Linked DNA regions of Homo sapiens: all the other regions are linked to region 3. A link is an interaction called in ENCODE POLR2A ChIA-PET data of the cell type or tissue named here. Cell type or tissue: MCF 10A. All regions are shown on one strand.

The links. ChIA-PET counts read pairs that join two places held together with the same protein. Peaks named below come from ENCODE experiments on the same cell type or tissue, not always from the same donor. Only the 100,000 strongest peaks of a DNase experiment are listed, where the experiment ranks them.
Region 1: POLR2A ChIA-PET joins it to region 3 with 24 read pairs; 9 of 35 experiments call an interaction of 5 or more read pairs at or near these places.
Region 2: POLR2A ChIA-PET joins it to region 3 with 14 read pairs; 15 of 35 experiments call an interaction of 5 or more read pairs at or near these places.

The regions. Positions count from the first base shown.
Region 1 is chr13:51,694,187-51,699,186 of GRCh38, reverse strand. The region is part of intron 3 of WDFY2 (WD repeat and FYVE domain containing 2); the gene reads right to left. Among named protein-coding and RNA genes, the nearest start is that of DHRS12, 110 kb to the left of the region's middle. In MCF 10A, no CTCF peak of the experiment used is centred here; no DNase peak of the experiment used is centred here.
Region 2 is chr13:51,588,392-51,593,391 of GRCh38, reverse strand. All of the region lies in intron 1 of WDFY2 (WD repeat and FYVE domain containing 2), which reads right to left. Among named protein-coding and RNA genes, the nearest start is that of WDFY2, 6.4 kb to the right of the region's middle. In MCF 10A, no CTCF peak of the experiment used is centred here; a DNase peak (open chromatin) is centred at 2,301.
Region 3 is chr13:51,640,353-51,645,352 of GRCh38, reverse strand. All of the region lies in intron 1 of WDFY2 (WD repeat and FYVE domain containing 2), which reads right to left. Among named protein-coding and RNA genes, the nearest start is that of WDFY2, 58 kb to the right of the region's middle. RefSeq lists an enhancer at 2,043-2,542. In MCF 10A, no CTCF peak of the experiment used is centred here; DNase peaks (open chromatin) are centred at 552, 1,242 and 2,042.

The DNA.
Region 1 (5,000 bases), 54 kb before region 3:
CACCTAGCCCTGTTGCAGCCACTGGGGAAGTCAGATCTGTGGCCTTGCAGAGCTGTGCTTCATGTAATTCAGAAGTAGCAGGGGAACCAGATCCTCTGGGCTTTGGCCTCAGGGTGGAACAAGGTGCCAAGAGAGCCCAGGAAACAAGTACAATCAAGAAAATCTGAGGCAGTATATATGATGTGGTCCAGGCATATCCTTTGGTTCTTTTTGTCTATTGCATTTGTAACTGTCTTACTAAATTGTAGAAATTCTTTGATTATTAGGGATAGTTATCCTTTGTTTAATATGTGAATTGACAGTATTTTCTCTCCTAATAGTCTGCCTTTGAATTTTATCAAATCTTTCGTAGTACTGAAATGTTTTATTTTTTTTACTTAACAAACAACCATGGCATTATGAGTTAAAATTGCATTATATCTTTTAAGTTTTAATTTGGGAAGGAATAATATTTTAACTGTAATATACTCAAGTACTTATATACAATTTTTCCTTAATAGTTTAAATGGCATTTCTCCCAACCCCATTTCAATTTTCAATGAATTACTTCTCGCACATAATGAAAATAGCTCTTGGTTTTGGGATACACGTGTATTAATAGCATTAGTATGCTATTGCAGCATTTAACACCGTATTTGTTGTTGACTTACCTAAACCCTGACCAAGATTAGGTAATCACTGCTATTTTAGTTTTATCTGGAATTTTTAAGAGTAGCTGCCAAATTTAATTAAATTGAATGGAATTTGCTTTTGATATCTATTAAACAAAATTTGTTAAAATCCTTCAATTTATAAAAGTAATTGATTATTGTTAAACAGTTTTCTGATATTGACCCATTCTTAACTTCTTGAAAGAATTCAAACTTGCCCTGATGTATTCTTCCTTTGATACACTACTGGATTTGATATGCTAATATTCAATAAGAATTTTTACATATACATTTAAGATTATTATTGGTCTATAGTTTTCCATTTTGGTGCTATCTTCATTGGGTTCTGGTTTAAAGATAGCAAAGCACGGTGCTTAAGAGCTTGGGCACTGGAACCAAATTGTCCAGTTTAAATCCGAGCTAAAACACATACTTGTTAAATGATCTTGACAAGTTGCTCAAGAGCTCTGTGCTTCACTTTCCTTTTGTGTACTAGCCTCATAAGACTGTATGAGGACTGAGTTATTATTTATAAAGCATTTTAAAGCAGTGCCTGTCACATAATAAGTACTCTATGAGAGCTAATTTAAAAAAATGGATTAAGAAGCTTTTCTTTAAATCTTTTGGAAGATATTGAACAATTATAATTGAAGAATTAGAATTCAGCTTCTTAAGCTTTTCCCCGTGTATACACAGAAACACATACAATTGGAATAGTAGTACTACTGATGATGTTTTGTAGCTCTCCTTTTTAACTTAACACTATTAGATGGGCATTTCTCATGTCACTACCTATTTTTTGAAACAGTGAATTTTAATGGCTACGTAATATCCCATTGGAAGGCAATAAAGAATTTTACCTAATTAGTCTTTAACTGTTACATTTCATTTTTTTTTTTTTTTTGAGGCAGGATCTTGCTTTGTCACCCAGGCTGGAGTGTAGTGGCATGAACACAGCTCACTGCAGCCTCAACCTCCTAAGCTCAAATGATCATCCCACCTCAGCCTCCTGAGTAGCTGGGACTACAGGCACAAGCCACCACACATGGCTAATTTTTGTATTTTTTGTAGAGATGGCGTTTTACCACGTTACCCAGGCTGCTCTTGAACTCCTGAGCTCCAGCAATCTGCCTGCCTCAGCCTTCCGAAAGTGCTGGGATTATAGGCGTGAGTCACTGCATCCAGTCTGTTACATTTCTAAGACACCAATGTTTTATTATTATAAAAACAGGAATATCCTTATGAATAATCTTTGTGTATATTTATGATTATTTTCTTTGGATGGTTTTCTAGAAACAAAACTATTGACATAAAGGAAAAATATTTCTAAAGCTCTGAATATTACCAATATTTTTTCTAAACAGTTTGTGCCAATTTATGTCCTTTCCATTAGTATTCTAGAGTGCCTACTTTATTTAATTCTAGCTGATAAGTATATTCTAAAATTACTACAACTTAGATAAAAATAGAATTAAAACATTTTAACACCTTAAAATGTTTACTGGCCCTTAGTATTTCCTCTTTCATGACTTTTCTATCCACAGGATTTTATTGTTTTTCTTATCTATTTGCATACGATTGTCATGGACTGAGGATATTTTCCTTTCTCTGTCATATTCCACGGAACTATTTGTTGCTTTTAAAAAACTGTATTTAAGTAGATTCTCTTAATGCTGGGAAGTTCTGCATTTTATGTAGTTAAATAAAATAATATTTTCGTTTATGACTTCCATTCTTTTAAGCTTACAACATTCTTCTTGATAGATTGTTTATAAATGTCCAGTAAACTGACTTCTAGTTTTTCTTTTTCTTTTTTAAGGCTTTACTTACATGTAATGATGCTTCATGCTCCTGGAATTAATTTTGGTATAAGACAAGAGGTGCGAATTAAAATCGATCTTTTTCTTAAAAGCAAACCAACTGCTCCAGCACCATTTGTTTAATAACTTTTCCCATTCACACTGACTTGTGGTCATCTTTACCACATTTTATTTGCTTTCAATGAACTGAGTCTGTTTGGGGGTTCTCCAACCCTGTTTTATTCCTTTGCCGGAACCAAAATGATTTAATTATAGTAGATACAACTTATATGTTAATATAAAGGCTATGTGCTCCTAAATTCTTTTCTTAAAGAAAAATGTAGCTAGATGAACATAAATAATCTTTTTAATAGCAAAAAAGAAAAATCACATTTACAATTTTGATTGGGGGCTGGAGCCAAGATGGCCAAAAAGGAACAGCTCTGGTCTACAGCTCCCAGCGTCAGCGATGCAGAAGATGGGTGATTTCTGCATTTCCATCTGAGGTACTGGGTTCATCTCACTAGGGAGTGCCAGACAGTGGGTGCAGGATAGTGGGTGCAGCACACCCTGCACTAGCCAAAGCAGGGCGAGGCATTGCCTCACTCGGGAAGCGCAAGGGGTCAGGGAGTTCCCTTTCCCAGTCAAAGAAAGGGGTGACAGACAGCACCTGGAAAATCGGGTCACTCCCACCCCAATACTGCACTTTTCCGATGGGCTTTAAAAACGGCCCACCAGGAGATTATATCCCGCACCTGGCTCGGAGGGTCCTACGCCCACAGTCTTGCTGATTGCTAGCACAGCAGTCTGAGATCAAACTGCAAGGCGGCAGCAAGGCTGGGGGAGGGGCACCCACCATTGTCCAGGCTTGCTTAGGTAAACAAAGCAGCCCGGAAGCTCCAACTGGGTGGAGCCCACCACAGCTCAAGGAGGCCTGCCTGCCTCTGTAGGCTCCACCTCTGGGGGCAGACAAACAAAAAGACAGCAGTAACCTCTGCAGACTTAAATGTCCCTGTCTGACAGCTTTGAAGAGAGCAGTGGTTCTCCCAGCACACAGCTAGAGATCTGAGAACAGGCAGACTGCCTCCTCAGGTGGGTCCCTGACCCCTGACCCCCGAGCAGCCTAACTGGGAGGCACCCCCCAGTAGGGGCAGACTGACACCTCACACAGCTGGGTACTCCTCTGAGACAAAACATCCAGAGGAATGATCAGACAGCAGCATTCCCGGTTCATGAAAATCCGCTGTTCTCCAGCCATCGCTGCTGGTACCCAGGCAAACAGGGTCTGGAGTGGACCTCTAGCAAACTCCAACAGACATACAGCTGAGGGTCCTGTCTGTTACAAGGAAAACTAACAAACAGAAAGGACATCCACACCAAAAACCCATCTGTACATCACCATCATCAAAGACCAAAAGTAGATAAAACCACAAAGATGGGGAAAAAACAGAGCAGAAAAACTGGAAACTCTAAAAAGCAGAGCGCCTCTCCTCCTCCAAAGGAACGCAGCTCCTCACCAGCAACGGAACAAAGCTGGACGGAGAATGCCTTTGACGAGCTGAGAGAAGAAGGCTTCAGACGATCAAACTACTCCAAGCTACAGGAGGAAATTCAAGCCAAAGGCAAAGAAGTTGAAAACTTTGAAAAAAATTTAGACGAATGTATAACTAGAATAACCAATATAGAGAAGTGCTTAAAGGAGCTGATGGAGCTGAAAGCCAAGGCTTGAGAACTACGTGAAGAATGCAGAAGCCTCAGGAGCCGATGCGATCAACTGGAAGAAAGGGTATCAGTGATGGAAGATCAAATGAATGAAATGAAGTGAGAAGGGAAGTTTAGAGAAAAAAGAACAAAAAGAAACGAACAAAGCCTCCAAGAAATATGGGACTATGTGAAAAGACCAAATCTACGTCTGATTGGTGTACCTGAAAGTGACGGGGAAAATGGAACCAAGTTGGAAAACACTCTGCAGGATATTATCCAGGAGAACTTCCCCAATCTAGCAAGGCAGGCCAACATTCAGACTCAGGAAATACAGAGAACGCCACAAAGATACTCCTCAAGAAGAGCAACTCCAAGACACATAATTGTCACATTCACCAAAGTTGAAATGAAGGAAAAAATGTTAAGGGCAGCCAGAGAGAAAGGTCGGGTTACCCACAAAGGGAAGCCCATCAGACTAACAGCGGATCTCTGGGCAGAAACTATAAGCCAGAAGAGGCTGGGGGCCAATATTCAACATTCTTAAAGAAAAGAATTTTCAACCCAGAATTTCATATCCAGCCAAACTAAACTTCATAAGTGAAGGAGAAATAAAATACTTTACAGACAAGCAAATGCTGAGAGATTTTGTCACCACCAGGCCTGCCCTAAAAGAGCTCCTGAAGGAAGCACTAAACATGGAAAGGAACAACCAGTACCAGCCACTGAAAAATCATGCCAAATTGTAAAGACCATCAAGGCTAGGAAGAAACTGCATCAAGTAACGGGCAAAATAACCAGCTAACATCATAATGACAGGATCAAATTCACACATAAAAATATTAACTTT
Region 2 (5,000 bases), 52 kb after region 3:
ATGTATAACAATTTATAAATGTTCATCATAACATTTATAAAACTGAAAATAATGTAAATAAACAATAGGGAGAAGATAAATTATGATGTACTGACTAGATCACCAGTACCCTGAGAGTAGGATATGCCTTGTTCATGATGGGAGATCAGAGGCCAAGTATATACAGTATAATCATTAAATAAATATGAGTGAATACAGAAGGAAAGCAAAAATATAAGGCCACTTAAAATGATGGTTAAAATCTAGGTAGGTGCTGGCAAAAGTTTAAGTGAGGGCAAGAACATAAAAGTGTATGATTACAATCATATTTTTGAAAACTGCATTAGAGAAACTACTAGAAGGAAATATATGAAATACTAACAGTCACTGTGCTAAGGGATCTATGAGCAGTAATTCTTTATTGTGGTTATTATCTTTTATTTATTTATTCGCTGTAGAGACAGGATCTTGCTATCTTGCTCAGCTGGTCTTGAACTCCTGGCCTCAAGCTAGTCCTCCCACCTCAGCCTCCCAAAGTGCTGAGATTATAGGTGTGAATCACCACGCCTGGCCTATATTATCTTTATTTAAAATGTAAACATACTCCAGAGCGATTATTATGATGATTATTTAAAATTTAAGTTGATCCTTAGAAATCGGAAAAGAGATAATAATTTAATAACCAATGGAAAATACATAAAATCTCTAAATAGCTCTGTGTTATAAGTAAATCTGCCCAGCTAAAAGAAAAGCATAGTCACACAGAGAGGTCAACAACTGACATTCATTACTTATTTATTTTAATTTTATTTTATTTATTTTTGTCTTTTTTTTTTTTGAGATGGAGTCTCGCTCTGTTGCCCAGGCTGGAGTGCAGTGGTACAATCTCGGCTCACTGCAACTTCCGCCTCCTGGGTTCAAGCGATTCTCCTGCCTTAGTCTCCCGGGTAGCTGGGATTACAGGTGCCCACCAACACACCCAGCTAATTTTTGTATTTTTAGTAGAGACAGGGTTTCAACATGTTGGCCAGGCTGGTCTCAAACTCCTGACCTCAGGTGATCCACCCGCCTCAACCCCCCAAAGTGCTGGGATTACAGGCGTGAGCCACCCCACCTGGCAACATTCATAATTTAGATGTGATGCATCATTTCTGAGTCCTAACTCAGTAATAAATTAACATAGGACAGGAAGTTAAAATGCAGCCACTCAAACAATAGCAAATGCTCAATTTGGTACATTCCTAATTTTTTTCTTTTTTTTTTTCTTTTTATTACACTTTAAGTTTTAGGGTACATGTGCCCAACATGCAGGTTTGTTACATATGTATACATGTGCCATGTTGGTGTGCTACACCCATTAACTCTTCATTTAACATTAGGTATATCTCCTAATGCTATCCCTCCCCCCTCCCCCCAACATTCCTACTTTTTTTCTGAACCCTCTCTGGCTCTGGGCTGAAAGGCTTTAGAACAGTTATCTCCTAACTTGAAGGCTTCCAGTCAGACTGGGTCAATTCTATAATGTCAATGGGAATTTCAGAAAAGCAGGCCAGGCCAGGGGTGGGGTAGGCTGGCAGGGTTTAGGTCCCCAAGTTGAATTACATTTCCATCTTCTAGAAAACTGAAACTACATAACGGGAGAAAAAGAAGGTACAAAACATTACCAGTTCTTCTAAAGCTCTGTAATATTTCAAACTCTTGTTCACAATCCTTTAGTGGGTCATGAAATTAATTGAAACGGTCACAACTAGGATCTTATAAGGGCTGCAACAGAACAGAAAATAGTGTGCATGTCACATTAAGAGGATACCATTTCATAAAACCTTTGTTTCTGTCATATGTGTGTCTATGTGTGAGAGAGTATGTCAGTCTTGCGTAGCAATGCTAACTATATTTTTTACTATGATTTATGGTCTAAAAAGTTTCCAAAGCATTAATCTAGATAACCCAGGCCCTGACTTGGTTGCTGGCAAACCACCCAGAGTTTGAAAGTAAAGGACTCATCTAGAAGTAGGAATGTAGTGAATCTAGTTCAACTGGGTGTTAGGCACTAACACAAAACAAATACTTCTTAATATTTCATCCAGGAATAAATAACCGCTGCCATCCAAAGGCTCTAGAAAGCATCGTTTTACAGTTGCAACATGAGGTGCTGACAGTTTCACACAAGCATGCTGCTTTTTCCCTAATGCGTGCTTTCCTCCACTTGAGATTTTAGGATGATATGGTTGCAGAGACTACTTATCTAGTCACTACAGAAGCACATCACAGTACAAGAGTCATAGCTAGGAAATCTAACCCCCTCCTTTGCCAGATGGACAAACTGAAGCTTAGAGTGATGAAATGCCCCAGGAAATGCCAAGGTCAATGCAGAGTAGAGCTGAGATCAGACTCCCAGTTCTTTTCCAAGAATCCTTAAATTAAAGGCACAGGAGACCATAAAGTAGCACTCCCTGCCAAGAGACAAGGAGATGACCTTTTCTTTTTTGGTCTTACTGGTTAGTTTCTCATACTTCTGAATTAATTTTTACTAAGGACTAAATAAAATATTTGGATGAAGAGGCTCCCTGCCCCGAAATACAAAAAATTTTTTTAAAGAGAAGACTGCTTGCTGAAGTTGCACAAGGGGAGTTTTTTTTGTTTTTTTTTTCTCTGTTAGGGAATTTCTAGGTTAATTGTAACACTCTCCTTGGGAGACCTACTCATATAAAAATAAAGGAGTGTGATCTCTTTTTAAATTCTTTCTATTCTGCCAATAGTTGAGAAGAAAAGCTTGGTATGGTGGTCAGTCTCTTCTAAGTATATACTGTACACAATTTAGTTTAGTGTTACAGATATCAACAAATCACCACCTGCAGTAGTCTTAAATCACAATCTACTTATTGATTTCTAAATGCCACAAAGTGTTTTAATTTTCCCCACACTGTTATTTCTAATGACATCAAGATGATTCTCCATGCTTTCTCAAAGCCAAATGCAAAGTGAAAACAGACAGCCAGAGAAAGATGCTGTGCAAGTAAAAACTCACATTTCCTTTTCTAAAGTTTTGGTTTTGTTTGTTTGGAAAAGGCCATCTCTCTAAAGTTTATTCTAGCTACTTAAATCCTATGATTTTTACCTATATTCCTTTTTCAAAGTAAGTTTAGCAGCACTTGAGGTGTAAGACAGCTGGTCAGGATTTCAAGATTTAAAAATTACTCATTTTAAGAGTGTCAGAATTGCCATCCTAACTTTCCCATAGCATTGCAATATGTGGATGAATATATACTGATTAAGATCTGTGAGGTCCTGGACAGACTCTGGTTTAATAATATAAAAACAGGAAATTCAGAACTGTCAGGAGCTCTGGGATCACTTGAAGCTAATCCTCCTCTAGTAAGCCTCCTCAAATAAGCTTTCCCATAGTGATCTTTCCTTAAAAAGTCAGTCTATTTCTGACCTTTGGAAACACAGAGGCAGCCTGTTCCCAGAAAGATTTGCTAGCATGAAGAGTGCTTCATGTTTTGAATTCGGAGTAAAGGTCTAATTTTCCACAATCATACAGGACAAGTTCCCTCTTTGGGACCTTGAAATCCACAATTATTACCACCAAGTGATGAGTCTCAAGTGCGCAGTGGAAAGTGTATTAATTTTATGCTATTAGAGACTTCACACACTGAAAAATTAGTTTAGATGGGTTCTAATTTTGCTGACTTCAGAGCGCTCACTCCCTCACTCTGAAAAGTCCTCAACTTTCAGAACTGTGCTTGGCACTATAAAACTTTGATTTGCATTTCTTAAGAAAATTGTGCAAATGTTATAAAATACATGGTACATAAAACTCTATCAGGAGCTCAACTGAACTGCACCAAGGTCTAATTATCAAACTAATGGTTGAAGCAGAGAACTGGGATAGTGTAATTTCATAATAAAAAGAATTAATGGTAAATGAACCAATACTATGAGGATTCATAAGATGAAATAAAATTTTAACATATTTTTTTCAGGAAACAGTCAAGTAGTCATGGCCACTTCGAATCATAGTAATTTAGAGTCAGGAAAAAAAGGCCCTCGAAGCAGAAAAAAAATCCAACCCCCTCATCCCAGCCCCTTCCCACTCCCATCCCATATTGTATTGTTGATTACCCTGGCCTAAAGCAAGCTGCTAAACTTCTCTCAGGCTCAACTTAAATACCTTTGCTGACAGAAACTCACAAAATCCTCAGGTCCATTTCAATTCAAAAAGGTGATCACCAGTCATTGCTTAATTCATTCAAGGAACATATAATGCATATCTCCTTTGTGCTAGGCATTGGGGATCAGATCTCCTTATTTTGGGATTAAAAATCTCACCCCTCTCTTAACAATTGCTTGTGCTCTGCCCTCAGGACTTAGAGAGAACACAGCAGGGCCTATGTTGTATAAATTGGTCCTGAATAAAGTCAGAATATAGAAAGGCAGTTCCCCATATCGCCCTCCCCAGTAACTTTCTTCTCTATAGTTATCTCTCCTACAGCCTCCTTCTCTACACCTTACCACCAACACAGGCCTTTTTATCCAGAAAAAGAACCCTGAAATCTTTCAACCAAAGGGTTCAGTAATTTTTGCTATCAGAGTCACTCCTCCTGCAGACACTAATTTCCAGATTCCTCAAAATGTGAGGACACTGAGTGCTGAGTTCTGAACTCAAGCCAATTGGCTCCGTTGTCCACCCTTAATCAGGACATTCTAGTGCTTCTTAATGAATGGGAGTTTTCTTGCCTCCTCTATCTAAAATGCCCTTTCCTCTACAGGAAAGGCTTTTTCACAAGAACTCCTACTCACCCTGCAAGACCCATCTGTAGAAGAGATTGTTGGTCTTCTCTAACCACCACAAGCAGGAGGTTCATTGGCAACCCCAGAGGACAATGTTTGTACCTGTTGTTAACTCCTAGGAAGGGAATGATTTCCTATAATTGCCTAAACGAAACTATCAAGTTACTGAAAGTCTCTGTATGAATGCTAAGATTACTGACTTGTGTTGATATGCTTATAAAGAACTT
Region 3 (5,000 bases):
AACTGAAGTAACTTGGGGTAGGGGCTGGGAGAAGTGAAGCCCACTGGGTTTTGAAGGCCCTGAATTTCCAGGGAATACTTTTCTACAGATCACACCCTGCAACAGCAATACAAACAGAAGGAAGGCAGCCCCTAGCGATCTGCAAACTAATAGAAAAACTTTGAGCAACAGGATGTAGTTTTCATAGTCATTTGTTTAAAGAGAAAAAAAAGAAAAAAAAAAGCTTCAAACGCAGAAAATGTTGCAGAGATTCTTAGAAAACATAGCTGATTTTTTAAAAGTTGATTTCTCTATGATTATCAGATTTCTTTAATTACTTGTAATAAAAACAAACTGAGAGGTTCCCAGCAAATGCATTCCAACCACATATAGTAAATAACCTAAACCCAATCTTCTACAATGCACTGTGTATCTTTTGTTTCCAGGGTTTCTCCATGATAGACAGATGCTACTGTGTGGAAACTGCAAGTGAATTGAGGTGGCCAGCGGTTTCAAGACTCAGAGACTCAAGCTGGGTGTTGTCCAGTATTGTCCAGCCTCTGGTCCCCTCTTGCCAAGGAGCTCAGTTCTCACATTAATGACCTTGGTACAACAGACCCAAATAACTTTGCTGAATCATACACCTGGACTTTTTTTTTCCTCACAGCTGTAGCAACTCAGCAATCAGTGGCTAGAGAAGAGGTATGGCTATTTTATATTTCAACACCTTGGGCTTTTAATGGCACTCTTGCTTTCAAAACACTCACCGCCATTCCAGTTATTTGCAGTTATTTGCATCAGCAAGGTGTATTATTTATTCCAGCCATCTCCCCTTGGAGTTTTTATCAGTTGGGTCATTTCTCTTAATCCAAAGGCTGTGAAAGCCTTCACAATTTAGAATTTTTAAAATTACAGTCAAGTGACAACATTTTCAGTGTTTTTAAAATCTATAAAATGAAGTCTCAACATGAGGTTAATTGGACCCATATACCAGGTGAGAATTACAAACAATATACCTGGAAATGGTTGTCTTAAGCAGTCAGTAGTAAGACCCTCGAGAGGGGGAAGGAAAAGATGAGCCACAAGGTCTTAATTCGGAGTAGTTTTCTTACAAATAGCACTATTTTGTGTCTGCAGATAGTGCCCTTGTATTGCAGACTTGGCTTTTGTTTTTTTAGTAATTTAACTCTTACTGACTAATGCTTAAGCACTGCTTCCTGTCCTTGCATAGTTGTGGGTTTTATACTTCCCTGACTCCCTCTGTCTCTCCCCAGAGATACACACATATCCACTTTCCCTATGAAGCCTTGGCAATTCCTCAGGCAAAACTAAGCTCCAGAATCCCACTGTACCTTGCACAGGCCTATGTTAGGACACATCACATTAATCAATGTTAGTTAGCAAGTCCTTCTTCCTATGACACAAGAAATTCCCTGAATAATCAATAATTCCTTATTTGAATAAAGATTCAAACATTTTTGTTTTTTTAGAGTACCTACAATACTTTCATTTTTATCACATACAGTATTTAGCATACAGGAAGTGCTTTTAAAAGGTCATATAAATACAGGGAAAAAAAGAAAAAAGAAAGGGAAATTAAAGAGAAAAACGAATATTGTCCAAGCAGTGGTGAGGAAGAACCCACAAGGAAGTAGCAGGAACAGCAATGCACCAGAAGATCATGGAGGCTGGACAGGGCCCTAGTTATTAGCATCAGCCATGCCATCTGCAACACAGCCAGAGTCCCTCACAGGCAAGAGAAACATGAGTACCACCCTTGAACTGGCAGCCTAAGCAATTCAACAATATGAGAGTGTTCATCAATACCACCCTGTAGGAGAAATCGGGATGATATCATTAGAGGAATAATATAGATTTAAATATTGTTCTTGGCTCTATACACAGTGGGAGGGCATGGTCTGTGTCATCCTACTCACCACCATATTCCTCCAGCCAGTTACAGTGGCAGGCATGTGAAAAATGCTCAGTAGAAACAATGAAACAGTAAATGGAAAGAGCAGTGATTCAGAGGATGCCCCTGGCTGCTACTGTTCTGAATCTGAGATGGATTAACTGTTGTCTTCCAGGATAGTCATCTTAAAAATGCAGCAGATCCTGGGGGAAGGGGAACAAGGAGTGATTGTGTAATGGATACAGAATTTCCGCTTGGGATGATGAAAAAATTCTGGAAATGGACAGTGGTGATGGTTGCACAAGACTGTGACTATACCTAATGACAATGAATTGAACACTTACAAATAGTTAAAATGATACACTTTATGTTATATATATTTTACAATTTAAAAAAAAGGAAAATAGCAGAATGATTCTCTCTCTCCACAACTGTAGTCTTCATAGAGTTGCCAAAGGTGCAGCAATTAAAGACACATGGCCACATGGCTGGGCGCAGTGCCTCACGCCTGTAATCCCAGCACTTTGGGAGGCCAAGGTGAGCGGATCACGAGGTCAAGAGATCGAGACCATCCTGGCCAACATGGTGAAACCCCATCTCTAAAAATACAAAAATTAGCTGGGTATGGTGGTGTGCACTTGTAGTCCCAGCTACTCGGTAGGCTGAGGCAGGAGAATCACTTGAACCTGGGAGGTGGAGGTTGCAGTGAGGTGAGATTGCACCACTGCACTTCAGCCTGGCGACAGAGTGAGACTCCGTCTCAAAAAAAAAAAAAAAAAAAAAAAGACAGATGCCCACAGGCTGGTCACGAAGCAGGTTTATAAAAGTTATTCTGGTTGAGAATGTTATCATTAAAATAAAAACCTCTGGCTGGGCACGGTGGCTCAAGTTTCTAATTACAGCACATTGGGAGGCCACGGTGGATCACTTGAGCTCAAGAGTTCCAGATCAGCTTGGGCAACATGGTGAAATCCCATCTCTACAAAAATACAAAAAAAATAATAAAATTAGCCAGGAGTGGTGGAGCACACCTGTAGTCCCAGCTACTGTGGAGGCTGGGGTGGGAGGATTACTTGAGCCTGGGAGGTGGAGGTTGCAGTGAGCCGAGATTGTGCCACTGCACTCCAGCCTGGGCAACAGAGCAAGACTCTGTCTCAAAAAACAAAATAAAATAAAATAAAAATCTCAAGGGTCAAATAAATCAAATTAGCTACAAGTGAAGAAAGAATATATAAATTGTAAGATAAATGAAAAGCAATCTCTTAATAGAATACGGTATTCACAGAGACAAAGATATGGAAAATGTGAAAGGCTGAACATGAAAAACAAGGTAAAAAAGATTAGAATGAAAAGGTCTAAGATATAGATAACTGGAAAGACTAATAAGAAAATGGGGGAAAGGGTCAATAATTGAGAGATAATATCTCAGACTCTTAGATAAATTTTGAAAAATGCCAATCCTAAAATGAAGACAACTAATGACAAGGAAATTAGCTCAAGATCAGATCAAAATGTATTTCCTTTTCCAGATTAAATAAGATTATTACGATAACTGTAACTCAACTACACTCCCATTTTCCTGATATCCTGGAACATTAGACAAAATATTTTTTTTTTTTTTTTTTTTTTTTTTTTTGAGACGGAGTCTCGCTCTGTCGCCCAGGCTGGAGTGCAGTGGCGGGATCTCGGCTCACTGCAAGCTCCGCCTCCCGGGTTCACGTCATTCTCCTGCCTCAGCCTCCCAAGTAGCTGGGACTACAGGCGCCCGCCACTACGCCCGGCTAATTTTTTGTATTTTTAGTAGAGACGGGGTTTCACCGTTTTAGCCGGGATGGTCTCGATCTCCTGACCTCGTGATCCGCCCGCCTCGGCCTCCCAAAGTGCTGGGATTACAGGCGTGAGCCACCGCGCCCGGCCCGACAAAATATTCTATAGGAATGCATGCAGACCTCTTCAGAGAAAAGAGGAATTCAATCATGCATCATTAGATTATAACCACTTTTCTTTGCTATGCTCTCATAAAAAACATGCCAAACACATTTTTCAATACCACCTCTTATATTTCAGTGGTGACTAGAAATGCTCCATGAACAGGCTGGCTGCGGTGGCTCACGCCTGTAATCCCAGCATTCTGGGAGGCCAAGGTGGGTGATCACGAAGTCAGGAGTTCAAGACGAGCCTGGCCAAGATGGTGGAAATTCCGTCTCTACTAAAAATACAAAGAATTAGCCGGGCGCAGCAGGCGCCTATAATCCCAGCTACTCGGGAGGCTAGGGCAGGAGAATCATTTGAACTCGGAGGGCGGAGGTTGCAGTGAGCCGAGATCATACCACTGCACTCCAGCCTGGGCAACAGAGTGAGACTCCGTCTCTAAATAAATAAATAAATAAATGCTCCATGAATAAGATGGACCCAACTTGGATAGAACGTGGTTTTAGAAAATAACTTCCACTAACAAAATTAAATACAGCAGAGCAGAAGACAGAAAGTCCAACTCTTCTGCCTGCGCTGTCTCTATTTCTCTTTATCCTTTATGAATCATCCCAGTGAGCAAAGATATAATCATCCCCAGCAGGTGTGTGAAGGTACTAGCTAGGACTCTAGAGGAATTAAATGATTCGATAAATCTTGTTGCCCAGGCTGGAGTGCAATGGCGTGATCTCAGCTCACTGCAACCTCTGCCTCCTGGGTTCAAGCGATTCTCCTGCCTCAGCCTCAGGAGTAGCTGGGATGACAGGCACCCACCACCACACCCAGCTAATTTTTTGTATTTTTAGTAGAGACAGGGTTTCACCATATTGGCCAGGCTGGTCTCGAACTCCTGACCTCAGGTAATCTACCCGCCTCAGCCTCCTAAAGTGCTGAGATTATAGGCATGAGCCACCGCACCTGGCCTATTCATTTATCTCTGTGTGATAAAGAGGCACTAGGGTATGTGGAACCAGTTATCCTTTATAGATATGTACTGTAGCATTACCAGGTAAAATGATAGAGTAATCTAAAATTTGTTCACAGCAAATCCCAACATCCATACCCAACAAAGGGTGGAAGGAGTAGATGCATGAAATACGACTGACAAAGGTTGATAACTAAAGCTGCATGACGGATA